Regions from separate parts of the Homo sapiens genome. Here regions 2 and 3 are each linked to region 1. A link is a loop called in an ENCODE intact Hi-C map of the cell type or tissue named here. Cell type or tissue: chondrocyte. All regions are shown on one strand. Links, peaks and the distances in the headings refer to the core of each region. The heading gives the core; the rest is flanking DNA. Region 1 has its middle 240 kb from the start of INHBA. Region 2 has its middle 130 kb from the start of LINC01448. Region 3 has its middle 35 kb from the start of C7orf25.

Region 1 (10,182 bases), core at 1,287-9,286:
CATTCCCAAAGGCAGAGCCCTTATGATGTAAACATCTCCCAAAAGCTCCACCTCCCAACACTATTGCATTGGATATTACATTTCTAACACAAGAATCCTGGGGGACATATTCAGGCCATAACAACGAGATAAGTAGAAATTTCTCCCTCTGGCTCCTCTGGGTTGGGGAGTTAGGGCAGGGTGAGGGAACATGCTGGGGAAATGAGATTGGGACATTCATGCTCATGGATGGACCACAGGCTGAGTTTTCCACTGGATGTAAGAGTCACCTTCTCAGATATTATGGAGAATTTACTTTGTGTGCCTGCACCAAATCACATAGGCCAGAGGAGAATGCTGAATGTTAGAGAAAATTATTGAACAGGGCCAGGTTTAAACTCAAGGTGAAGGGAATCTAAATAGGAAGGGTAAGACCTGGCAATGTAGTTATGACCACCTCCATAATTATTAACCCCCAATCCTTGGTTCCAGACTTTTAATCCAAAAGGAGAAGCATCTATTGGGCATGCCTTCTTGTGTGCCAAGTAATGCATTGTCTACACTTGAAAGGGGATGGGATGTTGGACTTTAAAATCAGTTAAAAAGCCTATTTCAAATGCAGATTCTGGCCTCCAGAGATTTCAGTAAGAAAGGGACAAGGAATCTGATTTTTCATTTAAGAAGCAGACCAGGGCCGGGCGGGGAAGCTCATGCCTGTAATCCCAGCACTTTGGGAGGCCAAGGCGGGTGGATAACGAGGTCAGGAGATGGAGACTATCCTGGCTAACACGGTGAAACCCCGTCTCTACTAAAAATACAAAAAATTAGCCAGGCGTGGTGGCGGGCACCTGTAGTCCCAGCTACTCTGGAGGCTGAGGCAGGAGAATGGCGTGAACCAGGGAGGTGGAGCTTGCAGTGAGCGGAGATGGCGCCACTGCACTCCAGCCTGGGCGACAGAGCAAGACTCCATGTCAAAAAAAAAAAACAAAAAAAAAAAACAAGAGGCAGCCCCGAAGATTCTGAAGCAGGTGATCTCTTAGCCACTCTTTGACAAGCACAGATTTAATGTCTCCTAGACCAAACAGGCAGACACAGCAGAATGAAGCTCTCCAGCTCAACTGCAGGGTGGATGTGCCTAGTCTGTCTTGTCCCTCTTCCTTGCCAAGGTGGCCCTTTACAGCTGCCCTGTTCAATACAGATGAGCCACAGGAACTATTGAGCATTTGAAACGTGGCTAGTCCAAAGTGAGATGTGCTGCAAATGTAGCACAGACATGGAATTGTGAAGATTTGGCAAAATCAAAAAATGTCAAAGGCGTCATTAATAATTGTTGATGTTACATACTGAGATGACAATATGTTGGATTTATAGGTTTAAATAAAGTATAAACTTGATTTCACTTTTTAAAAACTTTTTAAAGTAAGGCTACCAGAAAATTTAAAATTACATTTGTGGCTTTAATTTGTGACTTGCATTATATCTCCATTGGGCTGCCCAGGTCTAGTCAATCCCTGCCACAGAACACGGAGCAACACCTCCATCCTGTCCCCAGACCTACTGCTCTTAATCACTGAGGCCCCTTTGGAACTCTAATAACTATAATTTGTGGTTCCTTGTGTGCCAGAATTGCACTAAAAACCTTATCCATGTTCTCTCATTTAATGTTCACAATCGCCCTCATGAAACAGCCATTTCAATCTCTGGTTCTCAGATACACTGCTCCCAGTACTGACCTCTTCTGAAGCTTTTCTGGTGCTGTATTGAAAACCTCCTCCTCTCTGTAAGTCCTCCAGCCACCTCTGAGCTGCTGGAGATCAGACCCATTTGTATTTTAATTCTCACTTCCTAGCACATGGCGCTCTGGGACGCAGACAGATTAAGTGACTTATCCACCCTCTGGGTCACAGGGCACCAGGATTTGAATATGATCTGTCTGCAAAGTCCACGCTTTTTTTGTGTGTTTTTGAAAATCACTTTATTGAGGAATGACACGTAAAAAGCAGTATGCTTTTCAACCATCACATATGCCAGCTCCCAGGTGGGCTGCTGTGGGAGCAGGGAAGGGTGCAGGGAGGAGAGCCCACTTCTCTTTCCCTGTGATTATTTTTCCTGCACGGGGTTGTATGGCCAAAAAGTGCGCAAATAGATTGGTAAACACTAAAGCTGGTCCTCGTTACTGACAGGTGAAAAGAACATGTGTAAGACCCAAAACACCTAGGAAGGACATTTGTAAGGTGACTAAGCCTGAGCTCCGCCTGTCTCTTTGGAAGCAGCCAAGGTACAGTAAATGCTCTTGAACACCAGGGGGCAGTGTGTGACTGCCGTTTCTCATTCCGCTCCCTACAGAGCCTCAAAGCAGTTTTTCCCAGTAAAGCTGATCTCTGCTACATGGGTCCTAACTCTGAGCCTCTGTCACCTCTGTCAACAAGACTTTCCTTGAGTGACAAAAACTGAACTTAAGTAATGTAAGTGCCCACAACAGCTGAAGTCTGAGCAATTCTTAGCGGCAGGAAGATGTTTCTCTTGCTGCCTGAACTACTCCTAGAATGGTAGAGCATCAAAGAACCATAGCTCCTTAAGCATCTCTGGGCAAGAGGTGCCTGACCCCTATCCCTGATGGCACTGAGTCCTGTCTGGGACACTCTATTACATTTCTTTTCTGTCTTTCTCCTTCCTTTCACCTACAAGTAAATCTTTTCTGTTTTAAGAAATCAGTCAAGGCATCAGCAATGAACTCTGGGTATGAGACGCCCACTCATAGGAGCTCAAAATCCCCAAGCTCCTGGGTATTTTCACATGGATGGGATGCTCTCCTCACCCTCAGTGTGCCCCAGCCGCGGCTCCCCACCCTCGGCCCCTCCCCTTGTGGGTTCCCTTCTCAATGCCCTGCACCTGGGAGCCTCCCTCTCACCCAGACTTTGCCATGACCTTGTTCTGCTCACTCTCTTCTCCTTTCCCTGCCTCTGGCTATTCCCTGTCACCCACTGACTCCGTGGAAGAGGACTCCCTCCCAGCTGAGTGTGTGACCCCAGGGCCCACTCTGCTTTCCGCTGGAGGCAGCCAGTGAGTGGTAGACGCATGGGATCTGCCTTCACACAGTCCAGGCTCTGTCACTGACCAGGCAGATAGCCTTGGACACCTGCCTGAACCTCTCTTCCCTTCCGCCCTTCAGATCCCTCATTTCCTCATTTTGGAGCCTCCTCTGGGGCACACGCTAAGACCTCTGGGCACATGGTCATCGCTATGACCAGCCCTGGCCCTCTCCTTTTGGGGGGCAATCAGTTACATGCTTCTTTTGGCACAGAGTTCATCTATATCCATGTTTGAAGTGATTGCCCGGACATGAATATAAGGGTCACTGCCTAACTCGCTGCAATAGTTAAAGGGAGTAACGAGAAGGGGGCCCTGCTGAGTGGTCTGGAGTGGGGTAAAATGAAAGGCAAACACACCGCCCTTGATGATTTAGACTCCTCTACAAGAGAGACTAATCTACTACATAGACTAGGACACATTCCACAGATGAGGAAACAGAGGCTCATAGAAAGTTCAACAACTGGCCGGGCGTGGTGGCTCACGCCGGTAATCCTAGCACTTTGGGAGCCTGAAGCAGGCGAATCACTTGAGGTCAGAAGTTTGAGACCAGCCTGGCCAACATGGTGAAACCCCATCTCTACTAAAACTACAAAAAAGTAGCTGGGCTTGGTGGGGGGCGCCTGTAATCCCAGCTACTCTGGAGGCTGAGGCAGGAGAATTGCTTGAGCCGGGGAGACGGAGGTTGCAGCGAGCGGAGATCGTGCCATTGCACACCAGCCTGGGGGACATAAGTGAGACTCTGTCAAAAAAAAAAAATTCAAAAGTTCAACAACTTGTGCAGAGCCACTTGCTACCCGAGGACCCGTGACTCAAGCACATCGGTGTGGTTTAAAGTCCACCCTGTGGCTCCTCTCACGCTCCTCCTACCTCCGGGTCAAGGGGCGCTGATGTAAGGCATTCCGCTTGTGCCTTTCAAAATAAACAACTGCTTTCAAAAGACAAACGGAATTATACATAGACTAGGACAGTTGAAAAAATGCTAGATTCTGTCCCCGCAGGGAAGTGGCCGACCCGATGTGTGGAGGGGCTGGGAGCTGCCATGCCCCGCACAACCCGGCGCACCCTGCGGGCTTCACGCGTGGGCTTCACGCGTGGGACTCGCAGGCTCAGTCTGCAGGGGCGCTGCTGTCACCGCACCCGCCTCCCCAGCTCAGGCAGCCCAGGACTCCCTCTGGCTTATATGTAGTAAAAAACAAAGGCAGTGTCTGGTTCAGATCCAAGAAAGCCACAGCAGTGGCCACAGAGATGTTTCTCCAAGTCTCATATTGATGAATCCCAAGCATATTTGAACTGTTTAATACCCCCATCTCCAAAGATGCTCTTTTTTAGCTAGTGTCCAATCCCTATATTACAGTTCCTAAACAAGAAACATTCCCCGTGCTGAATCCGCGTGGTTCTTTCCTCTTCAGCGCAGAGAACGGAGGTGGAGATGGGCTCCGGTGCTCCCGCTGAACAGGGACGGTGCGCAGTCATTCCCCGCCTGCACCACGCGGTGGCAGCAGCAGCATGGGCTGAAGGGGCTGTTGGACGCGTTTGCAGCTCCGCCCGCTGAGAAGCCACTATTAAATGCCCTGCAAACTGGGCATTAATCCCCAGGCCCTCCACAAGTGTGGTGAGGGGAGTGTGGAGGGAGGGAAGGAGGGCAGTGGACAGTCAAGTCTTGGAGATTGTGCCTGATGGCTGAGTGTTCTGGAATAGGCCTGTCCTTTCTCTCATTGACAGGGGGAGCTAGAGCTGGCAGGAGAGGGCCAGGAATTTTTCTCTTGCTGACACTTTGCAACAGGTCTGGCCTTTGGACCCAGAACCCCATAAGACCAGGCCTGTTCTTTTGCCTATGAGACTTCCTCGTTCACAGAAGCTATGACTTCTAGACCAGGCATCGTTGACTTCTGGCCTCCTCCCTCTTCTTCTAAAATTTTCTCCAAAAAGCACACCCACTGGCCCCCCTGGTGTGTCCCCTCCAGCTCTGGTCCTCCAGGGCAAAGCCCAGACTCCTTCATGGGGTGTTTGGGGCCTATGCACCTTCACCCCGAGTTTTCACTCCTGCCAGTGCCTTATGTACATCCTGTCAACCTCCTTCCTGACCCTCATCTACAGAGGTCCACTCTCCCACCTCATACTGTCTCTTGTACCTTCCTCTCCACCTCTTCCTCTTCTGAAAGGGCCCCTCCTTAGTCAGTGTTTAACTCATGTTCTTGGAACCCTTCCCTGATGTCTGAACTGTTAATTATAACCTGTGCCACTTCCCTGGTGCCTGCAAACACTGCAAGACTTAACTCATCTCCTGCTCACAATGATTCAGTCATCTGGACAGATGAGGACACTGAGGCACAGATACATAAACTTGCCTGAGGTCCCAGAGCTAAGGAAGAGGCAATCTTAAATTGTCATCTCTGAGTAAACTCACATATTCTCTGCCTTGGAACTCAGAGACTGGGATTTTGCCACTATGTTTCTCTGTGACTGATTATGACCCAAACAATGTCATAACATCTTTTTTTTTGAAACATAGTCTCACTCCGTCACTCAGGCTGGAGTTCAGTGGCACAATCTCAGCTCACTGCAACCTCTGCCTCCCGGGTCCAAGCGATTCTCCTGCCTCAGCCTCCTGAGTAGTTGAGATTACAGGTGCACCACCACGCCCGGCTAATTTTTATATTTTTAGTAGAGACGCAGTTTCACCATGTTGGCTAGGCTGGTCTCGTACTCCTAACCTCATGTGATCTTCCTATCTCAGCCTCTCAAAGTGCTCAGATTTACAGGTGTGCACAACCACTCTCAGCCAATGTTTGTATTTTTAGTACAGATGGGGTTTTACCATGTTGGCCAGGCTGGTTTCAAACTCCTGAGCTCAGGTGATCCACCCTCCTCGGCATCCCAAAGTGCTGGGATTAGAGGCTTGAGCCACTGTGCCTAACCCCAAACAGGGTCACACATCTTGATTCGCAAAACAAGGAATGTGGAGAAGTGGTGAGGGTTGGGATCCCTGTTCTTGCACTTGCTAGCTGAGTGATTTCAGAAAGGTAACACACACACTTTCTCTTTCTCTCTCTCTCCATTTTTAAAGTGGTGGTAATACTAGTAAGACTATTATGAGAATAGAGATTAGAGATATAATATAAATGTGTTCAGTTTACAGTTGAGTCTGTGAGTGCAGTATCCAGAAGTATTCCATAAAATGGAATACTCCTATAGCCAGGAACTCAGCATCAGTCACTGTAAATGCAAATACATGCAGCCGTACCCGGATGGCTCTGCGGTTTCTTTTCTTTTTCTTTTCTTTTTTTTTTTTTTTCTGAGATGGAGTCTCACTCTGTCACTCAGGCTGGAGTGCAGTGGCAAGATCTCAGCTCACTGCAAACTCTGCCTCCTGGGTTCACGCCATTCTCCTGCCTCAGCCTCCTGAGTAGCTGGGACTACAGGCGCCTGCCACCACGCCCTGCTAATTTTTTGTATTTTTAGTAGAGACGGCATTTCACTGTGTTGGCCAGGAGGGTCTCCATCTCCTGACCTCATGATCCACACGCCTCGGCCTCCCAAAGGCTCTGTGAGGTTTCTAAATAAACACTGTAACTCAGAAATATGTGTTTGGAGGTATTAAACTGCAGAGAATTGAAGGATGAAAACTTACCAAGAAATATTAGCTAGGGCCCTTTCTTTGACAATGTATCCCACATGAGGTTAAATCCCATAGCTGTGACCCACAAGGGGGCCCAAGAAGCCCCAACTCTCATTTCCAGAGAACACTCTCCTTCTGCAGACCCCATTTTCCTTCCGAGCTTGCAGCCTGATTTCAGGGTGTGTACTGGTTCACAGTGACCCCCAATCTGACACCCGCCACCCCACCTTATGCACAGGACTTACCTGCAACCCTCAATTGCACGATTCAACCCCACACTTCTGGCTGGGATGCTGGTCACATCTAACCCTGACAGAGTCATTCCTAGACCCCAGGACTTTGGAGGTGGGAGTGAGGAAGAACCAGTCTCTGTAGGTGACTGTAAATCTGAACGAAGAACCTGGGCACTGTGGGCCACCATTTCCCACCAGCCAGGCAGAATAAGTGTGCTGGGTGGGATGCGTGAAGAGAGGATGGAGAAATCAGAATGTAAAGATGTGAAGAGGTTGCTCCCAGGGCTCCCAGTAACAATGTAAGCTCTCAGTTCTGCTCTCCCCAAAGGAGATCTCCCTACAGCACCATCACTCACCTGGCTACCTTGAATTGGCCTCTGTTCCTTGCCACCAAAAAATGTCCTAACTATGACGTCAAGCTCTCTGCAGCCAGAGACCCCCAACATGCTGTGATGAGAAAGTGCTGGACACTGGTGATCTTGTCCGCAGCCTCACACTGTGTCCTGCCATCCCAAGTAGGTCTTTGAGAGAAGGGAGAATCCTTCCCTGCCATTGTTCTGCATGAAGAAAAACAGAAGTAAATGGCACTGGTGATGCTTCTGCCATCAATAGAAGTCCCTTGCACATCCCTCCAGTTGATTCATGGGAGCCCCACTCTCTGGGTGGATTGGGTCACCTCCAGCCACCCAATTCCCACTTAGAGCTATAATGGGGCTTGCGAGGGGAGTGCAAGCCCAAGCCTTTCCCCTGTAAACCACAGGTTCTGGGCCTCCTGCATCACCTGGGAAACCGTGAAACCCTTTCCTCTAAAGCCTCACCTGGCGAATGGCCCTTCAGCATGAGCTCAGGACCCACATCCTAGGAAGATCTTCCAGGAACCCCCACAGGCTTCAGTTGGGAAGGTCTCCTCCTCCAAGCCCATGCCTTCTGCTCTCACAATACTTCCCATCCTCCCCTCCAATGTTGCATTTTTCTCTTTTTCTTTCTGGACTGTGAGGTCCTTAAGAGAAGAGTTATCCTTCATCCTTTTTATCCACTGGTGATAAGTATTCAGTAAATATCTGTCAAACTGACTTTTCAAAATAACAACCAACCATCACACCCTTTCTTAGCATTTCTGTCCTTCCAAATGGAACTTCAGGATACACACAGGCTTTCTAGCTCATGTTCTTCTCACTGTCTCATCCACCCACTCCTAAGAAGTGTAGAGACCCTTTTGGTTTTACAAGATTTGGAGTAGATCTCTTCTAGAGAATCTAGAATACAGGAAAGGCAGAGGCAGTAGGTAATCATACCTCCCTGGTTTGATTACCCGCACAAGATTCCCATGGGCAGCTCCGAATCTTCTGGAAATCAGTCCCAGGTTGAGCAAACAAGCAAAGTTTTCACAATCGTGTTTTTGGGTTCTAGTTTTTGACTTACAGATTTGATAATTCTGGAAGTCCTGAGGCCTCTGCACCAGACCAGCTGACCCTGTGGTTTCAACATGTGGACCCCATGTGGACCACTTTGAGGCAGCTGTTAGACATAGTAATGTCAACATGTAGGAACTCTGTGTGATACCAAGTAAAGAAAGCACTAGGGTGGCATGGGAGACATGGAAGGGTTGGGGTGAGGGTCAGGGTGAGGGGCTGGTGACTGTGAAAGAGGACAGTGAGCCATGGGATGCAGAGTGGAATCTGGGGAAGGCATGGAGGGGCAAGGATATCTACGGACCCATTAGCGGGTCATGTTTCCATTCGACTGTGGTTTTAGGCCATCTCAAAATGTCTCCATTATAAAAAAGACCCTGTGTCAATGCTTGTGTGCCAATATTCCATACCCCACAGGGCTCCTCCCTCCCCTCAAACTCCCCTTCTGATCATCTGCAGTGAGGCTCAGAGCTACCATCAGAGGGTGATGTTGCCGGGTGTCCAAGTATTACTCAAATAACCTGTCCAAGGTGGCATACATTTCTGGAGACCCTTGCGCCAGAGTATCCCCAGCCCCAGACTGTCAGCTGCCTGGTCCTCACATACCCTGCCCTCCTACCACAGTCAAAACCCCGGTACAGACCTGCTGGAGCCAGAAAAGGAAAACAAATAAACAGAAAGTCTCTCTCTTCAGAGCAGATGACTTTCAAGCTACCTCGTGAGCTGACCTCAGGAGTAATAATGATGACAGTTGGATACTCTGCCCCTACTAGTTTTGTTATGGTACAGACACTCACTCTCTTCCCTCTTCCTGCCACTGTGGCTATGAAACCAAGTGTGGCTGGAGCCTGGTCAGCCTGGGCCTGCCTGGCAGTGATGGGCAGAGTTCTTCCTTTACCTATGATGGGTGGACAGCAGGAGTGAGAGATAAGGGTTTTATTCTTTTTTTTTTTTTTCTTAAGATGGCGTCTTGCTCTGTAGCCCAGGCTGGAGTCCAATGGCGATGATCTCAGCTCACTGCAACCTCCGCCTCCTGGGTTCTGGTGATTCTTCTGCCTCAGCCTCCCGAGTAGCTGGTGTTACAGGGGTGCACCACTACCCCCCAGCTAATATTTTTGTATTTTTAGTAGAGATGGGGGTTTCACCATGTTGGCCAGGCTGGTCTCGAACTCCTGACCTCAGGTGATCTGCCAGCCTTGGCCTCCCAAAGTGCTGGGATTACAGGCATGAGCCACCGCACCCAGCCACGGGTTTTGTTTCTAACCACTAAGATCTCGGGTTCTTTTGCCAACATTGCGTCCTCCTGCCCAGCCACTGACACTATGTGCAACTGACTCTTACATGGCCTCTTACATTTTACTATTAGGTTGGCACAAAATTAATTGTGCAATTACTTTTACGCCAACCTAATATGTTTTCACGTATCCACACATGGCCTGCAAGAGTAAGCTAAGGTTCAGAAGGATAAAGTGGCTTGTCCAGGGCTATACAGCAAGTACACAGTGACATTAGTTAACATTTCATAAATACTTGCAGGCTCTAGGATCTGAGCTAAGTGCTCTGCATGGATCATTCATCTTGGCCTCACAACAAGCCTAAGGTGCAAAGTTCATTTACCACCTAAATGCATCTCTGTCTGTCCCCTGTGGAGCTCAGGAACTGACTGTGGCCTGGAGAGTGTAACCTGGACTCAGTTCTGAAGCCTGTGCTCATCTGACTCCACCTTTAGCATATCCTGACTAGCAAACCCAAGCAGAAAACAAATGCATGCTTTTATTATGCTTAATGCTGAGAGCTCAGAAGACATGACTGTTTTTTATTAAACTAATGACACCAAACTCATCTT
Region 2 (10,182 bases), core at 1,258-9,257, 630 kb after region 1:
GAGGTTTGTCATTCAAAGATAATCATTTAAAAATATCCTAAATGGAAAACTACTTAATCTCAGTTTAAAAAATGGACTTTCTCCTAAAATAATAGAAATTCTAGCTATTCAACCGAACAGGCATACTCAAAGGCTCATGCAATAACTTTCTTCAAGGTTTCTACCCTGAGATTCTGTGTTAACTTCTCAGATATTTTCCAGGTCTAAAATTCTATGTGTATCAGAGGTAAATTTTTAAATCATCAGAATCAAAATCATACTGCTGGGTTAGAAAGAACCTTCACTATCAGGTGAGGAGTCCACCTCCATCTGATGATTTGATCTGATCTGCACTTGGATTACTTAGTGATGGGGGGACACACCTCATTCCATGCCTTCAGAGGGTAAGCTTCACTCTCAGGAAGCTCTGCTTTATTTATACTTTCCATTCATTGGTCTTAGGTCTATGCCTTTGTTTTATAGACAATTTCATGTCTTCATAAAGACAAATGTTAAAAATTTTTGAGTTGCTCTTTGGATAAAAAGACATTGGTATAGTTTTGAGTCTTTTTTATCCATCAGATTTTCTTTCTGGTAAATTATACTTTTCATATATTGAACATAACTGAACAGTTTTTTCAAACATCCTAAGGCTTGGTATGTAGCGGTACAACTACAAAACTGAAATGCCTTTTAAAATATAGTCATTTTAAAGGTAATAATTATCTTCAAGAGTGTGAATTCATGAGCAAAAATAGTCGTAGTTGTTATAGGCAAATATTTAATAAATTTAAAACAGAAGAGCTTATTTATTCAGTAAATAGATATTCTTTCTGCCAAGCCCTGTGCTTTGTCTTAGAGATACAGTGGGGGAAAAGGAATAGCTACATCCTCAAGGAGCTATTTTTGGAGAAAAAGATAGGATAACAGGAACAAGATAATAGAGTACATCATGTTAAATGCTACGAAAGAAAAAGTGCAGTTCTACAGGGAAAGAGGAAAGCCATCTAAACAAGTCATAGAGGTAAGGAAGAGAGGTAAGGGAAGGGTGTGTAGGACTTAGCCTGATGAAGGTGGTCATTGTGTTGTTGCGTTGGGCAGAACTTAATGGTGTGGAAGAGGTCTTCCAAAAAGAGAGGTTACTGGGATAGTTTGCAAATGAGAGAAATGGCATGTTGAGAAAACTGCAATTGTTCTTTGGGAAGCCGAGGTGGGTGGGTCACGAGGTCAGGACCAGCCTGGACAAGATGGTGAAACCCCTCTCTACTAAAAATACAAAAATTAGTAAGGTGTGGTGGCAGGTGCCTGTAATCACAGCTACTCGGGAGGCTAAGGCAGGAGAATTGCTTGAACCCGGGTGGCAGAGGTTTGCAGTGAGCCAAGATCACGCCACTGAACTCCAGCCTGGGCAACAGACTGAGACTCCTTCTGAAAAAAAAAAGAAAAGAAAACTGCAATTGTTTACACATAACCTGAGCTGGGAGTTGGGCAAAGGAGGGAAGAGAAGGGAGAGGAGGATGAGGAGAAGAAAAAGGAAAGAGAAGAGATGAGAGTTAGGAGTGGAAGTGAAGAAAAGTTGAGGACTGGGATGAAGAGTTAAGTAAGGTCATGTTCTGATAGTTTCATAAACTATGTTAAGGACTTTAGACTTTGTCTTAAGGGCAGTGAGGGGGCACTGAAAGGTATTAAAAGGACGTACCTTTTAGAAATATTGCATTGGTTGAAGTGTGGAGAAGGGCTGAAAAGGATCCAGACAGGATACAGGCACATGGATCAGAAAACTGTAGGAACAATCTAGGCACAGAATGATGATGGCTTGAACCAAAGGTTGCAAGCCATGAGATGGAGAGATGTGGGAAAATTCCAAGTGTGATATGAAGAAGATGAATGGTGTTTTTCTTCCCCAGGTGGTGGGACTCTCAACGCTGACATCCAGATTTCTGCTTAGGTAGCTGGATACACCAAGGTACCGTTGATCTGGACAGGGGAGCAGTGGTGCACGGGAAGGAACATGAGGTTGTTTTGCTTGTAGTTTTCAAGTTTGATACATTTTGAGGAAATCTGAGTGAAAATATACAGTAGTAGTTTAACTACTGGAGTCCAAAGCTCAGGAGAGAGTTTTGGGGTGGAGACATTTCTGAATCATCAACTTTTGAGTAGAAAGCAAAGCCTCAAGTGTGGATCTCATTGCCCAGGAAGAGTATGAAGAGTGAGGTGACCAGAGACCCACGGAGGGATCCCTAGGAGGTAGTCAGAGAAAGAGGAATCTTCAGAAGACTCTAAGAAACACAGTTAGTGAACTAAAGAATAATATGCACCCAAATGAAAGGGCACAACACTCCAGCTTCATCTCCACCAGCAGCATATGGGTGGCTCCAGCTCCCACTGCAGGGCCTCCTGGGATTCCAGGTCCCAAAGCATGTTCTTGTCAGCTGGCCTTGGCTACCTGGGATGTGAGCAGCTTCTTGCTATTGATAATCTCTGATTGCATCATCTTCCTTTGTTTGGTCTTTCAGCTTTTCTATCGCCTGTGTAACCAATTCCAAGCATTCAATCCTCTCTATGTGAAAGAGTAAAAGTAGTATCTTCTTTCCTGGATGGACCATGACTGGACCATGACTGGCAAAGAGATCCACACTCGCAGTACCTCTCCCACTCCCTCCCCTCCTCCAAACTCTGAAGATAGTTATTTGTTTTGTTTTGTTTTGTTTTGTTTTGTTTTGTTTTGTTTTGTGGTCTCCGCTTAACACTAACTGGGAGCAAGAAGTGCTAGAAATCTAACTGGAAGGTCTGGTTCCTGCAAAAAGTTAAAATCCAGAGTTTCAGAAGCAGCCTGAAAGTTTTAATTATAATGAAAACAGCCACTAGATTTTAGCCCTTGTGAGTTCAGCGTTTCCTGTACATTGCTCAATTCCTGCAATACAATCGCCATCTACTCCTCGTATCAGAGGCAACACATATCTCATTCCTTTCTCGGCTCTTCAGTTCTGTAGGATCCAACGTGCCTGTTGGAAGTACACTGAGGAATAATGACTTTATGTTCATGACATTACCTTCTATGTGCATTTGAAAATTCTTGCCAAGCGTTCGGGACTATGTGGTGTTCTGATGTTCACTGGGGCACCAGAGGAGGCTAACTTTTTCTTCTATTACAATCAAAGCCTAAAAGGAAGAAGAAGCATTCTCCAAATAAGGGGTTCAGTTCTTAAATACAGGATCATTCTGGGGCCCACAGTAAGTGCAGAGTGGGTTTGTTTTTTTTCCCTATTATTTTTGGTTCGTTGTTTTTCCGGTGGGACAGCTATACAAGGTAGAAAGCCATAATTCCACCCCAGTATAATTGGCAGAGCCATTCTGTGAGGCCCCGGGGTTACAGCACCCACACCCTGGCAACGAAGCTGCGGGCCTTCCTGTTTGCCAGCATCAGTGGTCATATTATGGCTTGTGTGCCGGCAGCACCCTTTTCTAATTCTCTTTTAGGAGGAAATAATAAAAGGATCGGAGGATACTTATTCAGCGGCTTGCAGAAAAGACCTCAAAAACCTATTTATTATGCTGCGGTCTACAGGGAATTTGCTTCTGGCGTTTGATTTCAACTAAGATAAACTAACTAATGAAGGAAAATAAGTTTCAGAATCAAAGCTCCTCCTTCTCATTACTACCAGTCTGAGAAATGTTTATAAACTCTCTGTCGTGCATCTGACCTTTAAATAGGGTCCCTGTGGAGTGCTCTCTCTCTCTCTCTCTCTCTCTCTCTCCCTCTCTGTCACTCACTCACTCCTTCTTGCCTTCTCGCTTACCCCCTTTACTCTAAATATCTCCCTTCTTCCATTCCCATTATATTCAATGAGCTCTTTTGTTTTTCTTTATTCCTTTTCTCTTCTCTTTGGCTCTAATCTCTTCTTCTCCTTGTTCCCTTTCTATTCTAAGATCAAAAAATTAACATTCCTCTTAGGGACAAATAGTGCCTTAAGGTGACTTCTATCAGAAGCTCTTTATATCAATTTTCCCCTCTTCTCTTTGTGATGGTCTTTTAGTTTCTCTCCACGATTAGCTTTGACCTCTTCACTGTGTTTCTTCCTTCAGCATCTCCCTGGTACCATGACAGTGACTCATATTAGAAAAGAGTATGATGATTTTTCTTGAAACTTTCCCTTTATATTCCATACTGGAGTTTGTGGTTTGAGGCACTGGATAGATTGAGTTGGCTGGGATAGGTTGTTGTAATCATGACCCCAATGTATTCACACATCTCTGTATGCATGACATTTTGCAAGGTGACTTTCCTGATTCTCTTACAAGAGGTGAAGTCTATTTCTCTACTCCTTGACCAGTGCCTTGTTTTGGCCAATGCAACAAGTGCAAAAGTAATCCAAACAGAGGCTTGAAAGTGCTTGCACATTGGTGACTGCTCTCTTGCTGTCAGTAGCCTTCTGCCACTAGGTGACAAGCCCAGGATGGTGGGCTTCAGGGTGAGGACCTGGTGGTGAGGGCTGAGCAGCCATCCCATATGAGGTCCCAGACAAGAGGTACCTGCAGAATTGTGACATGAGCTCTCAGAGGCGTTTTGTGCCCTTTCAGCTTTCTCTTCCTTTAAATGGATATTTGGGAAAAGTTAAAAATAAGAAAACTTTAAAAATACTATTTAGTATCATTTATCAGTGAAATGACATTCTTAATTTCTTGTTGATAGATTTCACTTTTAAATCTTCTTGTGGTTTCATGAGCAGAGTAACCAATGGGATATATTTGCAGACAAGCCCATTTTTGCCTTTTAATAGTGCATACAATCATGAAAATGCTATTTCTTGTTTGAATTTACTAGGTTTTGGAGTGGGTCACTAGGCAGCACAATCTAATAGTGTCTAAATGAGACAACCCGTGCAAAATGCAAGACACAGTGTCAGGCACATACTGGTTGTTCCATGCTTGTTTGTTGAATAAAAGCAAGAATATTTAACTTATTCTTGAAATAGAAAGTGAAATATTTTTCCAACTTTGAGATCCTCTTACATGGAACTATAGTGCATCTATATTTATTTCTTCATATCTTTTTCTTAATCCTGATGTTAATTTTGCATATGCCGATTTTTAGACACTCATTGAAGGCATAATTGCAAAAAGGTGGAACTAGGGATGGAAAAGCAAAGGAGAGAGGGCAGAAAACAAAGTAGGAGAAAGTTTGTACAGTGTAGTCTTGATTGCTTCTCAGTCTTTTGGCTAAGATCAAGTGTATAGCATGGTCTTGGCTCAGCTACAGAAAGTGGATGTGAAATAATCGTGGCCTTAAAACTACTTGGGAATGGGTTGGAGTGAAGAAGCTGATAGATGTCTTAGAAGAATCAGGTACCTCTTCTGTCTTTTCATGTGCACATGAGGTAGCATTAAGGCTGTGTTTAACTTCTGTATTTGGGAGAGCGGTTGAGAAATACCTACTTAGCTCTGGCAATATGACTGAGTTAAGTAAACATTTCCCAGACTGTTCATATCTCAAGCTCCCAAGTTAACTGCAATTCGAGACCTTAAAGGCATGTTTCAACAGTTCATAATTATAAAGCACTGAACATTTAAATGGAAGACCAAGAACAACAACAACAAAAGAAAATATCAATCAAATGCTTTTTTTCGATATGTAGATCAGCAAAATGAATTACAAGCATTTCATTTACACTTCAAAGATAGAAGATCTTGAAATACCTCAATCACATGAAACAGAGGTTGGCAAACTACAACCTGCAGAATAAATCTGGCCTGCCACCTGTTTTGGTAAATAAAGCTTTACTGGAACACAAACATGCTCGTTCATTTGCATATTGTCTATGGCTGATTTGAGCTACACTAGCAGAGTTGAGTAATTCAGACACAAACCAGATGGCCTGCAAAGCCTAAAATATTTACCGTCTGCTCCTTTAAAGAAAATGTTTTTCCAGCCCCTGACATAGAAGAAGGTAAATGGAAACTACGCTTGTACCTCTGTGAATACCAGTCACTCAAGATGTGTAAAATATCAATGGTATTCTCTTCATATTACCTTTGCTATCTTTGCTATTTCATTTGGTGACCTTGTATTGAGCATTCTGGCTTGAATATGGGACTCAGGTATATCCAGGCAGGGGAAGTGAGAGCTCTAGAAGCCCGCTTTCATGGGGACTGAGGAGCATCTTTGGAGAACTTCATTTGGGGCAAGACCAAGTCAGGAACACAGGGCTCACCTCAGTAACAGAGTGTTGGCTGCCACCAAGGGGCATTTCTGAGTACAGCTCGGTTTCAGTTATTGAAATTTGTTTTCCAATCACAACTTCATCAAACTTACCTTTTCTTTCTCATGAAATCAGGAACCAAAATTATTCTGAGTTATTTCACAGAAGTATCTTTAAGAAATCAGTCATATACAGTGCTGCTTCGCAATCCCTTTGAAGGGGCATAAACACACAAAAATGAAAGGGAAAGAGGCATCTCTCCCTTCAGTGCCACACAATAAATGTCATGCAATTCTGGCAATGTGTTGACTCTGGTAAGGTTTTGGTATCAAGGAATGTGGTGACCAAGATGGTGGATGGCTGTAGAGGGCAGAGTGCCTACTTAGTGAAGCTTGGTTGAACAGAAAGTTTGAACAGAAAGAAGCACTGGCCCTTGGAGCTTGGGCTGCAGTATAAGAAGTGCAGAGGAAACCTCAGCTCCGGCAGAGTGGCCCCGAGGGCCAGGGACTTGGCAGAGCTGGATGATGCTTAGAGACCATCACTCAGCACTCAAGTTTCAGCCAACTTTCTGAGTTACCCCTGACCACACTGGAGTGGAAGAAATAAATATTTTGTTCTCATCAGAATTATTTTTCCCTTTGTTTAAAAGTAGCTGAGGGAATCAGAGTAGATAGGAATCAGAGAATTGCTTTTGTGCCAGCAGGAATATAAGGAAAAGAGAATGTGCCTTCGGTTTGCTCTTCCTCCTAACCTCAAGCCATGAGTTTTTTTCTTCCCCAGGAAGTAATGACCTTTAGGCTCACATGCTTATCTTTACAGGTTTGCAAAGAACCAGTGCAAAAGCCCTTTCACCACACCAGAGAGATTTTGAGGCCAAGCTCCAAAACTCTAAGGGAAAGAGAGGCCAGCTGCTGAGAAAATACAGGTCTCTTTCCAAATCAAAGAAAGACAATCTTTCCCTAACTTTGATCACGTCACTTAATCTTTCATAGTCTAAGCTAAAAAATTAATACTATTTATAGAGAGATTCTTCCAAGAAAGGGGCCCTATGCCTTTTATTTTCAAGAAGTATTTCCTCTATAATGGGTGTAATGTGCTTTCTGGAGGAATGGCTTATATGTAAGAATGATACTTCACCTATAGACCATTGTAAAATTTCCTCAAATTCATCACAGAAGTAAAATGAAAGCTAGGGATGATGGGTAGCCAGCTCCACAAAAAGAGTCTTTATGGTAAAATATATTAGGGAAATGCTAAATTTGAAAAAAAATAAATGGTTTATTTACTTCAGAACTTCTGAGGTTCTTAAATATACCAATATATGAAATGCAGTTTTACATGAGTGATATAATTTGAAGTATTATCCAAATGTATTTGACCACTGGGACCCTTTTGTACACCATAATGTTACACAAAGTGCATTCATTCTTTGCACGTTTTAAAACCTCAATTTATTATGGGACAGGAATTTGCTTAGGATGGTAGAAATCTGGGAGTATGCATTGTGTTAGACAGAACTCTTAGGGCTGAAGGTGATACAAATTCAATGCAAAATAGCTTAACTAAAACCAAAATGCTCTTCTCATGTCGCTGAGGAGCTGGGGTGTGTGACTGAGCAGGGGCTCAAGCAGAGGACTTGCCTCACATACCGCCTCAGTCCTCTCTCTCTCTCCCCTTCCATCTTTCAGCTTTTCTTTTCTCTGGTTTTATTTTTGTTTGATTTTGCTTTGTTTTGTTGTTTCCCCCAAACAGGCTCTTTCTACAAGGTGGAAGGAAAGAATGCTTCTTTTCTGAGAATCTCAGCAAAATTCAGAAAGAGCACTCACTGTCTAACTTTGGTGATGGATCCTCCCCTAATCCAAAAACTATGACAAAGAAATGCAGAATTATAATGGGTTAGGTCGAGGGCATGTGTCCACTCCATGATGGAAGTGAAGAAGGAGTTATTTCCATTCGATCTATATGGAATATGTTATTGATAAGAGAAATCTTATCAATTTAATTTTTAATGGAAGATAAATGAAGAGATGTCGGGCAGGTTGAAATCAACCAATGTCCACTCGGTCCGTTCATGCATACATCATGTCTGGTGGGGTGCCTCCCTGCTTAGGCTTTTAACTTATCAATCCTGGGTCACAGTCATTATCTCTGGTCAAGTAAATTCACTTGGAATGAAACATGTCTGTGACACCTATGTTCTCCTTTATCTTGTACAAAGTATTAACTCTGTAAACCAGAGAGTAAAAAGATTCTCTAAAAGAGTCATTTGCAAAGTGTGATCCTACAGCAGCATCAATACCAGCTTGAAACTTGGTAGAAAGGCAAACAGTTGGATGCCACCCAGACCTACTAAAGCAAATCTCCAGGGTGGGACACAGTAATGTGTTTTCTCAAGCCCTCTAGGTGATGCTGAAGTACACTAAACCTGAGAACCACTGCTATTTAGAGATAGTTCAGAATCACTTAACCGTTGGTCACTTCGGAACCTCAGATAGAACCTTTCTCTTAATAATCTGCATGAGGATCTCTTCTCTGCTCATTTTGATTCAACAGGTGTGGGATGGTGCTTGTTCATCTGTATTTTACCAGAGCTCCAGAAGTAATTTAACTGTGTATTCAAGTTTAAGGACCACTGTTTGAAAAGAGCAAAATGTTTAAGGTAAGGCTGGTAGCTAAATTTCAACAGTGTAGGCAGCCACCACAATTCAAGAACAGCCCGTTAATTGGGACAGAATAGAAACTGACCCCAGGATTTGAAAGCAGCTGTAGCAGAAGAACTCAAGCCAGGAAGGCTAATGAAATGTGATGACGATGAAGGAAGCCCTTTCAAAGGATGTGGTATAACTGAGCAACACTCAGGAACTGAAGAAGAGAGAGGCTCCTGCAACTCAGCAATCCTAGAGATTTGGAAGGGGACAAGGCACAGAACAAAAGAATGTTTGAGCAAAGGCATTAGATAATCTTGCAAGGTCTAGAGGCAGGGCCCTAGGTGGCAACAGATTCTACCACCAGGCTACGGACAATATGCATACAGATATCTTCCAAAATATAGACATTTTCTGTTATTTCAGCTCTCCTGACACACGTGGAAAACAACTCACCAGCAGTGTCATTTTGGGATATAGAAAGCAAAGAGACATAACACCCTTCAACAAGAATCTTGGCAGCATCAGTAATCTCAACACGTATTAAAAATACCAGCAAGTGCTTGATTTCCTGAGGGATAGTTATGCAGAAAAGGGTGACCAGCTGTTCTCCCTTTCCCAGAGGATGTGAGCTTAAGTGGCAATACAGGGGATGCAGGTTATCATAAGGAGATACTTCTGCCAAGAAAGTCTTGAGATGCAGACACTAAAATGGATTATCACGAGAAGCTGAGGAAGGCCAGAGGGAGCTGTCTCCTGGGGTGGGGCCCATTGCACTCAGAGCTCTTCTTGCTTCCCTGAGATAGTCCCTGGTATCTCTGCAAACTCCATCGAAGGAAGCAGACGTGGAACAGTTTCTAATACGTGGTTTGCCAAAACATTGAGGACTTGAGGGAATGAGGCACAGAGCCTGTTAGGTTTAAATAATCCTCTGACGGCTCCCCTGGGAACTCCCTAACAATCCAAATTAGAGCATGCATGCAAGCAATCTATTCTTGAGTATTTAATAAAGGATGTTCCAGTTGGTGGATTTCCGTGACCCTTCGCTTCTTTTTTCTACCTACTTTTAATCATTTCACTGCCTTTTAGCACTTCCACCAAGTGATGGTAGATGGAAACTGGAGAGAAAAACTCAAGTCAGTTTTGCTATAGGTTAGCAGCTCTGCTATAGGAAGTGGCCTCCTAAAACTCAGAGGGACAAAAGCCTGCTTAATAAACACAGTAAAGGGAATGCCGTCTATCTGAAGTCTCCCCAGAAACAGTGTGGTGTAAGAAAGATGGCACAGGATTGACAGTTGGTCAACTTCATTCTCGTACAAATTGAATCTCCGTTCATCACTGGTAAGACTGAGATAAAA
Region 3 (10,182 bases), core at 1,534-9,533, 930 kb after region 1:
GAAGAAATGACTGCAGTGGCCTTCTCAGACCCTGTAGGAAAGGCCTCTACCTATCCAGTGGAAGTATCTACCTAGACTAAGAGGTATTTTAGTTATCTGACTCAGGGCATGTTGAGTGAAGCTAATTTGCCAGTCCTGGGTGGGGCAAATCCTCGAGCTTGATGTGTAGGGAAGGGAGGGGGGCCTGAATAATCCCTGAGGAGTAGTAGAATAGCAGGTGGAACACTGAGAAGTTATTTCCTTGAGGATAGATTTCCACGATGGAAAGGAAATGAGAGGTTCTAAGAGGCGGGCTAGTGGCTTGTACTATAGCATAACCTGCCTTTGCTGGTGTGTGGCGATTAGGCCTGGTGGAACCGCCATCAATAAATCAAGCGTGATCAGGGTGAGGAACAGGAAAGAAGGAAATGTGGGGAAATGGGGTGAATGTCAGGTGGATCAGAGAGATACAGTCATGGGGGTCAGGTGCGGTATCAGGAATAATGTGGGAGGCCGGATTGAGGTCTGGGCCAGGAACAACGGTAATTGTGGGAGACTCAACAAAGAGTGAGTATAGCTGAAGGAGCCAGGAAGCAGAAAGTATATGCGTCAGGTATGAGGAAGAAAATAGATTTTGGAAGTTATGAGAACTGTAGAGAGTGAGTTGAGAATAGTTTGTGATTTTGAGGGCCTCTAAAAGTATTAAAGCAGCGGCAGCTGCTGCACGCAGACATGAGGGCTAGGCTAAAACAGTAAGGTCAAGTTGTTTGGACAGAAAGGCTACAGGGTGTGGTCCTGGCTCTTGTGTAAGAATTCTGACCACACTAACCATGCCTAGGAAGGAAAGGAGTTGTTGTTTTGTAGAAGGTGCTTGGGTTTGAGAGATCAGTCGAACATGATTGGCAGGGAGAGCACGTGTGTTTTTATGAGAATTATGCCGAGATAGGTAACAGATGAGGAAGAAATTTGGGCTTGATTGAAGTAATGGGGGCTGTCTGTGAAGCTCTGCGGCAGTACAGCCCAGGTAATTTGCTGAGCTTGATGGGTGTCAGGGTCAGTCCAAGTGAAAGCGAAGAGAGGCTGGGATTAAGGGTGCAAAGGAATAGTAAAGAAACATGTTTGAGATCTAGAACAGAATAATGGGTTGTAGAGACAGATATTGAGGATAGGAGAGTATATGGGTTGGGCACCATGGGGTGGATAGGCAAAACAATTTGGTTGATAAGGCGCAGATCCTGAACTAACTTGTAAGGTTTGTCTGGTTTTAGGACAGGTAAAATGGGGGAATTGTAAGGAGAATTTATAGGTTTTAAAAGGCCATGCTGTAGCAGGCGAGTGATAACAGGCTTTAATCTTTTTAAAGTGTGCTGCGGGATGGGATACTGGCGTTGAGTGGGGTAAGGGTGATTAGGTTTTAATGAGATGGTAAGGGGTTCATGATCAGTCGCCAAGGAGGGAGTAGAGGTATCTTATACTTGTGGGTTAAGGTTGGGGGGATACAAGAGGAGGACGCAAAGGAGGCTTTGGATTGGGAAGAAGGGCGGCAATGAGATATAGCTGTAGTCCAGGAATAGTCAGGGAAGCAGATAATTTAGTTAAAGTGTCTCAGCCTAATAAGGGAACTGGGCAGGTGGGGATAACTAAAAAGGAGTGCTTAAAAGAGTATTGTCTACGTTGGCACCAGAGTTGGGGAGTTTTAAGAGGTTTAGAAGCCTGGCCGTCAATACCCACAACAGTTATGGAGGCAAGGGAAACAGGCCCTTGAAAAGAAGGTAATGTGGAGTGGGTAGCCTCTGTATTGATTAAGAAGGGGACTGACTTACCTTCCACTGTGAGAGTTACCCAAAGCTCGGCGTCCATGATGGTCTATGGGGCTTCCAAGGTGATCGGGCAGCGTCAGTCTTCAGCCGCTAAGCGGAGAAGGAGTCAGTCAGAGAGCCTTGGGCCAGAGTTCCAGGGGCTCTGGGAGTGGCTGCCAGGTGAGTTGAACAGTCCGATTTCCAGTGGGGTCCCGCACAGATGGGACATGGCTTAGGAGGAATCCTGGGCCGCAGGCATTCCTTGGCCTGGTGGTCAGATTTCTGGCACTTGTAACAAGTTCCTGGGGGAGGAGGTTCTGGAGGAATGCCTGGCCGCTGAGGTTCAGGCGTTTGGAAGTTCTTGTGTGCTAGAGATGCGGCTGGGGTTTGTCTCACAGTGGAGGCAAGGAATTGCAACTTTTTTCTATTACTGTACACCTTGAAGGCGAGGTTAATTAAATCCTGTTGTGGGGTTTGAGGGCCGGAACTTAATTTTTGGAGTTTTATTTAATGTCGGGAGCAGATTGGGTAATAAAATGTATATTGAGAATAAGATGGCCTTTTGACCTTTTAGGGTCTAGGGCTGTAAAGCGTCTCAGGGTTGCTGCCGAACGAGCCATGAACTGGGCTGGGTTTTTATATTTGATGAAAAAGAGCCTAAACGCTATCTGATTTGGGATAAAGAAAAAGGAGCAATAACCTTGACTATGCCTTTGGCTCCAGCCACCTTTTTAAGAGTAAATTGCTGGGCAGGTGGGGGAGGGCGAGTCACGGAACGAAACTGTAAGTCGGACCAGGTGTGAGGAGGGGAGGTGATAAAAAGATTATAGGGTGAAGGAGCGGAGGCTGAGGAAGAATTGGGACCTAGCTCGGCCTGGCGAGGAGCAGGCTGGGGAGGAAGGGAGAGGTCAGATGGGTCTGTAGAAAAGGAAGATTATAAAGACTCAGCGACGCTTGGGGTTGGTACTGAGGGGACAGGCGGGAGGGAAAGAAGGAAGATTTGGGACGAGTTGCACTGGGCACAGAGACTAGGACGGGACTGATGTGTAAAAGAATGCCTGGACATCAGGCACCTCAGACCGTTTGCCTATTTTATGACAATAATTATTTAGATCTTGCAGGATGGAAAAATTCAAAGTGCCATTTTCTGGCTATTTGGAACTACTGTCGAGTTTGTATTGGGGTCAAGCGGCATTGCAGAAGAAAATAAGGCATTTAGGTTTTAGGTCAGGTGTGAGTTGAAGAGGTTTTAAGTTTTTGAGAACACAGGCCAAGGGAGTAGAAGGAGGAATGGAGGGTGGAAGGTTGCCCATAGTGAAGGAAGGAAGCCTAGAGAAAAGAGAGTAGAGAAACGGAGGGAAGGGGTTCAGGGGTTCTTACCTGCCAGAAAAGTGGGAAAAGGGGTTGGGGCGCAGAGATAAGAGGTCAGGGCACGGAAATAAGGGATTGGGGCGCAGAGATATGAGGTTGGGGCACGGAAATAAGGGATTGGGTGCAGAGATAAGAGGTTGGGGTGTGGAAATAAGGGACTGGGGGTTCTTGCCCCATAGAAAAGCGGGACTTGCCGCTAAGGCTGAAGGAGAAGGGGTTGAGAGGTACTTGCCCCTGTCCCAGGAAAGTGGGACTTGCCGCTAAGGGTGAAGGAGAAGGGGTTGAGGGGTACTTGCCCCTGCCCCAGGAAAGCGGGACTTGCCACTAAGGGTGAAGGACCAAGGCAGGCGTCCCTGTGTGGTCTGACACCCTTGAAACATGAGTGTATAATCAGAGAGGCATCCCTGCAATGATTAAACACCAAGGGAAGGCTGCCTTCCCAGTCCGTGACCGGCGCCGGAGTTTTGGGTTCATGGATAAAACATGTCTCTTTTGTCTCTACCAGAAAATGAAAGGAATTGAAATTAAGAGAAGGGAGAGACTGAAGTGTGGCGCCAAGATTGAAAGGAGAAAGAGGTTGAGGGATAGTGAGGGAGGTTGGAGAAGAGAGTAAAAAGAGGCCGCTTACCGGATTTGAAATTGGTGAGATGTTTCTTGGGCTGGTCGGTCTGAGGACCTGAGGTCATAGGTGGATCTTTCTCACGGAGCAAAGAGCAGGAGGACAGGGGATTGATCTCCCAAGGGAGGTCCCCCAATCCGAGTCACGGTACCAAATTTCGTGCGCGTCCGTGTGAAGAGACCACCAAACAGACTTTGTGTGAGCAATAAAGCTTTTAATCACCTGGGTGCAGGCGGGCTGAGTCCGAAAAGAGGGTCAGTGAAGGGAGATAATGGTGGGGCCATTTTATAGGATTCTGGGAAGGTAAAGGAAAATTACAGTCAAAGAGGGTTTGTTCTCTGGCGGGCAGGAGTGGGGGTCGCAAGGTGCTCAGTGGGCAGGAGTGGGGGTCGCAAGGTGCTCAGTGGGGGTGCTTTTTGAGCCAGGATGAGCCAGGAAAAGGACTTTCACAAGGTAATGTCATCAGTTAAGGCAAGGACCAGCCATTTACACTTCTTTTGTGGTGGAATGTCATCAGTTAAGGTGGGGCAGGGCATATTCACTTCTTTTGTGATTCTTTAGTTACTTTAGGCCATCTGGGCGTATACATGCAGGTCACAGGGGATGCAATGGCTTGGCTTGGGCTCAGAGGCCTGACAGCTACTAAGTCTTTATTTTATGCCAAATTCTCCTCTAAATGCAGTACAGTATATCTTATTTCATTTTAATCCTCATAACAGGTCTAAAGCAAAGATACTATTATTATTTTACAGATAAGAAAACTAAAGCTTGGTGAAGTTAAGTCGCTTGCCCCGGATCACACAGATCGTGGCAAAACTAACAATCAAATTAGGGCCTGACTCCAGAGGCCAAGCTCTGACTTTTACATGTGCTGCCTCCCAGTGGGAAGAGCTGGTAATTACCAAGCCTGAACTCTGGTTCTATTACTCCTTCATTTCCCTAGAACTAATTTTTTTTTAAACAGTTTCATAGAGAACTTACTCACAATAGCCAAGACCCAGAAACAGTCCCAGTGTTGATAGATGAGTCAAGGGATAAACAAATCATGGTAAATACCTACATATTTAATTAGCCATCAAAGGGAATATGCTGCTAATACGTGCAACACCAATGAAGCTCAGAGACCCCATGCTTGGTGAAAATACCCAGACTGAAAAAGAGAACTCTGTCCTTACCTGTAACATCAGATAGGTTGAATAAAAATGATCTCCAAAGTCCTTTTTATTTCTAGCATTCTTAATTGCACCAAAGTTAGGAAAATATGTTCACATATCAAATTGATTTTTAAGTATCTTGACCTCATGACCAAAACGATAGCAATTCATTCAGCCTAGAATTTATAAATTACATGTTATGAATAATTAGTCACACTCATCCCAGTCCTGAAGAATATAATTATTGCGATACATATAAAGCTCCATGAGAACCAGAAACAAGATAACTTCATTCACCTCTGTCTTCCAGGCATCAAGAACGACATCTTTCACACTGGACATGTTCACAAATGACTGGTGAATACTAAGGGATTAACATAAGATCACTAAACCACCTCTATGCTCCTCTTTTTGAGAAAAAGAAAAGAAAAATGAGAAACAATGGATCTTCAGAGCTAAGTTGAAGTTAAGGATTATTTAGTTTATTCTCATTGTTTTATAAATGATTAAAGTAGACCCAGAGAGGACATTTTTACCATTGATACTGCTATGATTACTACTATTGTTGCTATTATCATTGTCTTCATGTTCTGAGGTAATTCTGAGAAATCTTTCTTTTTCATCCACCATGAAATACTGTAGAAGACTCAAGGGCTCTTTGCCTTTTTCTTGAACTGGAGATTTAGGAACCACAGCCCTCTGCCCACCAGTCCCCCTCCTGCACTCCCCACTCCTTAAGGATAGAATTATTGAGTTTTATATATATATATATATATATTATATATAATATATATCATATAACTTATAACTTATATATATATAACTCAATCAATAATTCTACCCTGAAAAGAGGAGGAGCTTCATTGAGCAACAAAGTGGGCAGGTTCCTGGTGAGGCCCCACCTTCAGGCCAGGGAGGGTCTGAAGGCTGAGGACCAGGCTGCCAGTCCTGCAGACCAGAGTGGGAACTTGTGGTGCCTTCTCCAGGCTTACCCATGGCCACCCATGGACCAATCGGCACACACTTCCTCCCCTCTGAGGCCCATAAAAGCCCTGAGATCAGCCAGAGCAGAGCAGACATCAGGACAACCAGCTGCAGAGAGAAGCAACCCACTCCAGGGCCGCCACACTGCTGAGAGCTAGGCAGACAATGGGATCACCTGCCTGCAGAGAGGAGCTTCCCACTTCAGGGTCTCCTCTCTGCTAAGAGCTAAACACTTGTCAGGACACTCTGGTTGTGGAAAGGAACTACCCTATTGCTCAATAAAGTTCCTCTTTATCTTGCTCACCCTCCACTTTTCTGTGTACCTCATTCTTCCTGGTCACAGGAGAAGAACTTGGGACCTGTCGAGTAGTGGGGCTGAAAGAGCTATAAGACAAACAGGGCTGAAACATGCCCCTAGATCACCACATTGCAGGCAAAGAGAAGGAGAGAAGAGCTGCAGCCCTTCAGGGAGCCCAGACCTGGGAACCGTCTGAGCCAGGTCTGTGACTTCCTCTTCAGAGCTCTGTGGTTCCTGGTGTCTCCAAGCTTCCAGGCATACCCATGTTCCCTGGTGCCAGCTGTAGAAGCTGCCTGTGGTGCACCTGGTCCAGCCGCAGCCTTGCAGAGGGCCAGCACCTGGAGCTGCCCTCCCCGCTGCAGCAGCCAGCATGTCTGACTGCACAGTGGCTGGACACCAGGCTCACTCACACAGCCCTTGCTGCTCCACACAGTCTCCCTTGGCAGTCATGGGATCCAGGCTGGTAGTGTGAGCTGAGCACCACCTGCCAGGCTGAGTGGACAGAGCAAGCCCCGCAGGATCGAGTAAACTCAAGCAAAGGCACCACTGGCCACAGGTTTCCAGTCAGAAAAGCAACACCCCAAAGATCCTATAACATAAAGACTACACCTTAGTATAAGGGCTGTGCTGTAGCACTAACAGCAAAGCTGAAAGTAATGCTACCCAGAAAACCAGACTTTGACAGGATCAAGTAATCCACAAGTAAATGAGTTGTCCACCAGAAAATAATTTAACAAATCTTTAGAGGAAGAACCTCCCAAACTTATAATCTACAATGTCTGCAAAAAAAATTATGAGGCACATAAAAAAGGAAAATGTTATAGATAATTAAGAGAACAAATAACCAATAGAAATAGTGATCTAGAAGATCCATATTTGGGAGTTAGCTGACTAGGACTTAGTTGAATAACATTTTTTTAAATATGAAAGATATATTAGTCAGGGAGTAACAGAGCAAATAGGGTGTGTGTGTGTGTGTGTGTGTGTGTGTGTGTGTGCAGAGAAAAAAAGGGATTTATTATAAAGAATACTCATGCAACACTGGAGGCTGAGAAGTTCAGACCCAGAAGAGCTGATGGTATCAGTTCCAGTCTTGAGTCTGAGTCAAAGGCAGGAGAAGACCAGTGTCCCAGACTGAAGACAAGCAGAGAAAGAACTCTTTCTTACTTAGCCTTTTATTCTATTCAGGCCTTTGACAAATTGGGTGAGGCCCACTCAAAATAGAGACAGCAATCTTCTTTCCTCAGTCTACCCCTTCAAATGTGAATCTCACCCAGAAACACCCTCACAGATATACCCAGAAATAGTGTTTAACCAACTATCTGGGCATCATGTGGCCCAGTCAAGTTAACACATAGCTAATCATCACACATGGAAATTGGGAAACTTTCAACACACCTGTGTATCTATATATCCATATATAAATTGCACATAAGACATTTACCATAGACCACAAGACAGAGGCATATCCTAGGCTCATATAACAAGTTGACAAATCTCAAATTATTTAGATCATATATTGCATGTTCTGTCGCCACTATGGAATTGAGTGCTCAGTAAGAGAAAGATAAATAGAAGCTAGAAAAGCAACACATTTCAAATTACCCATGAGTTAAAGAAGAAATCACAATGAAAAAATAGAAACTATTTTGAGCTGAAAGATAAAGAAAAGACAATAAACCAAACTTGTTGTATACACCAAAAGGTGCTTTGGGGAATATTAATAGCTTCAAATGCATATATTAGGTGAAAGGAAAAGATTGAAAATCACTAAGTTAAGCCTCCATCTCAATAAACGAGGAAAAGAACAGTTAATTAAACCCAAGGATAAGAGAAGTAAATAATAAATATAATAGCAGAAATCAATAAGGTATAACATAAGAAGTCAATGTAGTCAAAGTTGCTTCTTAGATAAATTTACTAAAATTAATAAGTCCCTAGGTAGACTAATCAAGGGAAGAAAAATGAGAAAATTCAATTTATCAGTATCAGGCATAGACAAGGAGAAATCACATAGACCTTAGAAATATTAAAAAGATAATAAAAAGACATTATGAAAAACTTCATGCCCATAAATTTAAAAAATTTTGTGTCAAAACATTAGATTACATGGAGAAAAAAAATCCTCAAAATTCCAATATACCATCACTGGCACAGGATGAAATGAAAGATGTGAATGATATTGAATTTGTAATAATAATAGTTGTTTTTAATTTACAAAAAAAAAAAAAACTTCCCACAAAGAAAACTGTGAGATGGCTTTATTAGTGAATTCTCCTTCACATTTATGAAAAAACTAAAACCAATCTTATCCAAACTCTTAAAGACAGAGAGAATAAAAAGAAATACATTTCAACACATTTTATGAGATCATCGGAATTTTTATTTCTAAACCTATGAGTGCATTATTTTAAAAAAGGAAACCACAAGCTAATATATTTCATGAACACATGAGAAAACTTAAGTAAATAAAATGCAAGCACATATTTAAAAAAGTAATACATCTCGAACAAGGGTAGTTTATTCCAGGAATAAAAGGCTAGTTTAACATTTAAAAGTGAATGTGATTAATCACATTAACAAAACAAATGAGAAAAGCTAGTAAGATTCAAATAAACCTAGAAACAGACTATTAGTAAAAGAATTTATCAAGGGCACTATACAAAAGTTGGTGGTATTTCTATATAAAGGCAACAAACAAGTAGAAAATATAAATTACCATTTGCCATAACATCAAAACATAAATCACTTATAAATAAATCTAATGAGAAATGTGTAAGACTTTTATACAAAAAACTGCAAAACATTAATAAGAAAATGTTTGAAATACTTAAGTAAACAGGATGTGTCTGTTCCTTGACTGGAAAACTCAATGTTGTTAAGATGTCAGTTCTCCCAGAATTGGTCTATAGATTCAATGCAATTCAATGTAATCCCACTAAAACTCCCTTGGTTTTCTGTTGTTGTGTTGGGGGTTGGGCGGGGTGGGGGGGTAGAAACTAACAAGCCGATTCTTCTCTTTTTCCCCCATTGGCTAGGCTCCCTCAAAGCAGACAAGCTGTTTCTAAAATTCATACGGAAATGCAGAGAGCCTAGAATGTCCAAGGACGTAAGGAAGTAGAACAAAGCTCATATATTTTAAACCATGAGATATAAAGCCTATTAGAAAACTACAGAAATTAAGACAGTGCAGTACTGGTACTAGAATATGGAGCAGACCAATCCAATAGGAAGAGGAGTCCAGAAACAGACCCACAAGTCTCCCACACCCTAATGGGGAGAGAGGGAACTCCACTGCAATTCAGTGGGAAAAGGTACATGGAAAACAAAAACAAGAAACCTTGGCCCCCTACTTTAGGAAAGCTGAGAAAATCAAGTTTCTATAAGAAATATAGGACAATATCTTCATGAGCTTAGAAGAGGCAACTATTTCTCAAACATGACACCAAAACTGAAACTGCCTTTGCAAAACTATGACAATAAAAGAAATCCAATATGGCTGAGTTCATCTTGCTTCTAGCCTCACAGGCTGGCTGTCTTCATTCATTCACGGGTATAGACCAAGCTTACTATGGGAGAAATTTAGTTTACAGTTTAAATAATAACAGCCCTTCCCAAAAACTAAACTTTCTTTGTAAAACTAATGAAAGGCCACCAAGTTAGGAGGATGAAAGGGGTCTGAATTCTGCTAGATGTAGGCATAGTTAAATACTTACTAGTCATTATTCTGGAGGTCCCAAGATTTGCAACTTCCCCAATTACTCCTGCAGATAGCATCACTCTTGTAGAACCTAAGATTGACCTTTTGAGATGTCTTTTAAGGCTTTTGCATTTCTGACAACCAGATGATTCCACTTGGACCTGGACATTGGACCTGGACTCCTCTAGTAGCCCCCACTCAGAAACAGCCTCAGCACACAAGGATCATTTTCCACACCCCTATGATTGCATCCTCAACTAATCAGGATGTCCCCTTCT

The links. A loop is a pair of places that touch in the nucleus more often than their neighbours do. Peaks named below come from ENCODE experiments on the same cell type or tissue, not always from the same donor. Only the 100,000 strongest peaks of a DNase experiment are listed, where the experiment ranks them.
Region 2: a loop joins it to region 1, with 2.6 times the contacts of the local background. A loop is called at or near these places in 9 of 110 quality-filtered maps.
Region 3: it touches region 1 in a loop (5-fold over the local background); 35 of 110 quality-filtered maps call a loop at or near these places.

Annotation. Positions count from the first base shown.
Region 1 is chr7:41,938,660-41,948,841 of GRCh38, forward strand. No RefSeq gene overlaps it. Among named protein-coding and RNA genes, the nearest start is that of INHBA, 240 kb to the left of the region's middle. In chondrocyte, for the core only: CTCF peaks have their summits at 2,280 (motif pointing right), 2,495 and 4,576; no DNase peak of the experiment used is centred there.
Region 2 is chr7:42,568,679-42,578,860 of GRCh38, forward strand. No RefSeq gene overlaps it. Among named protein-coding and RNA genes, the nearest start is that of LINC01448, 130 kb to the right of the region's middle. In chondrocyte, for the core only: CTCF peaks have their summits at 6,224 and 6,428; no DNase peak of the experiment used is centred there.
Region 3 is chr7:42,871,999-42,882,180 of GRCh38, forward strand. No RefSeq gene overlaps it. Among named protein-coding and RNA genes, the nearest start is that of C7orf25, 35 kb to the right of the region's middle. RefSeq lists enhancers at 3,836-4,767, 4,525-4,614, 5,997-6,518. In chondrocyte, for the core only: CTCF peaks have their summits at 4,642 (motif pointing left) and 4,844; no DNase peak of the experiment used is centred there.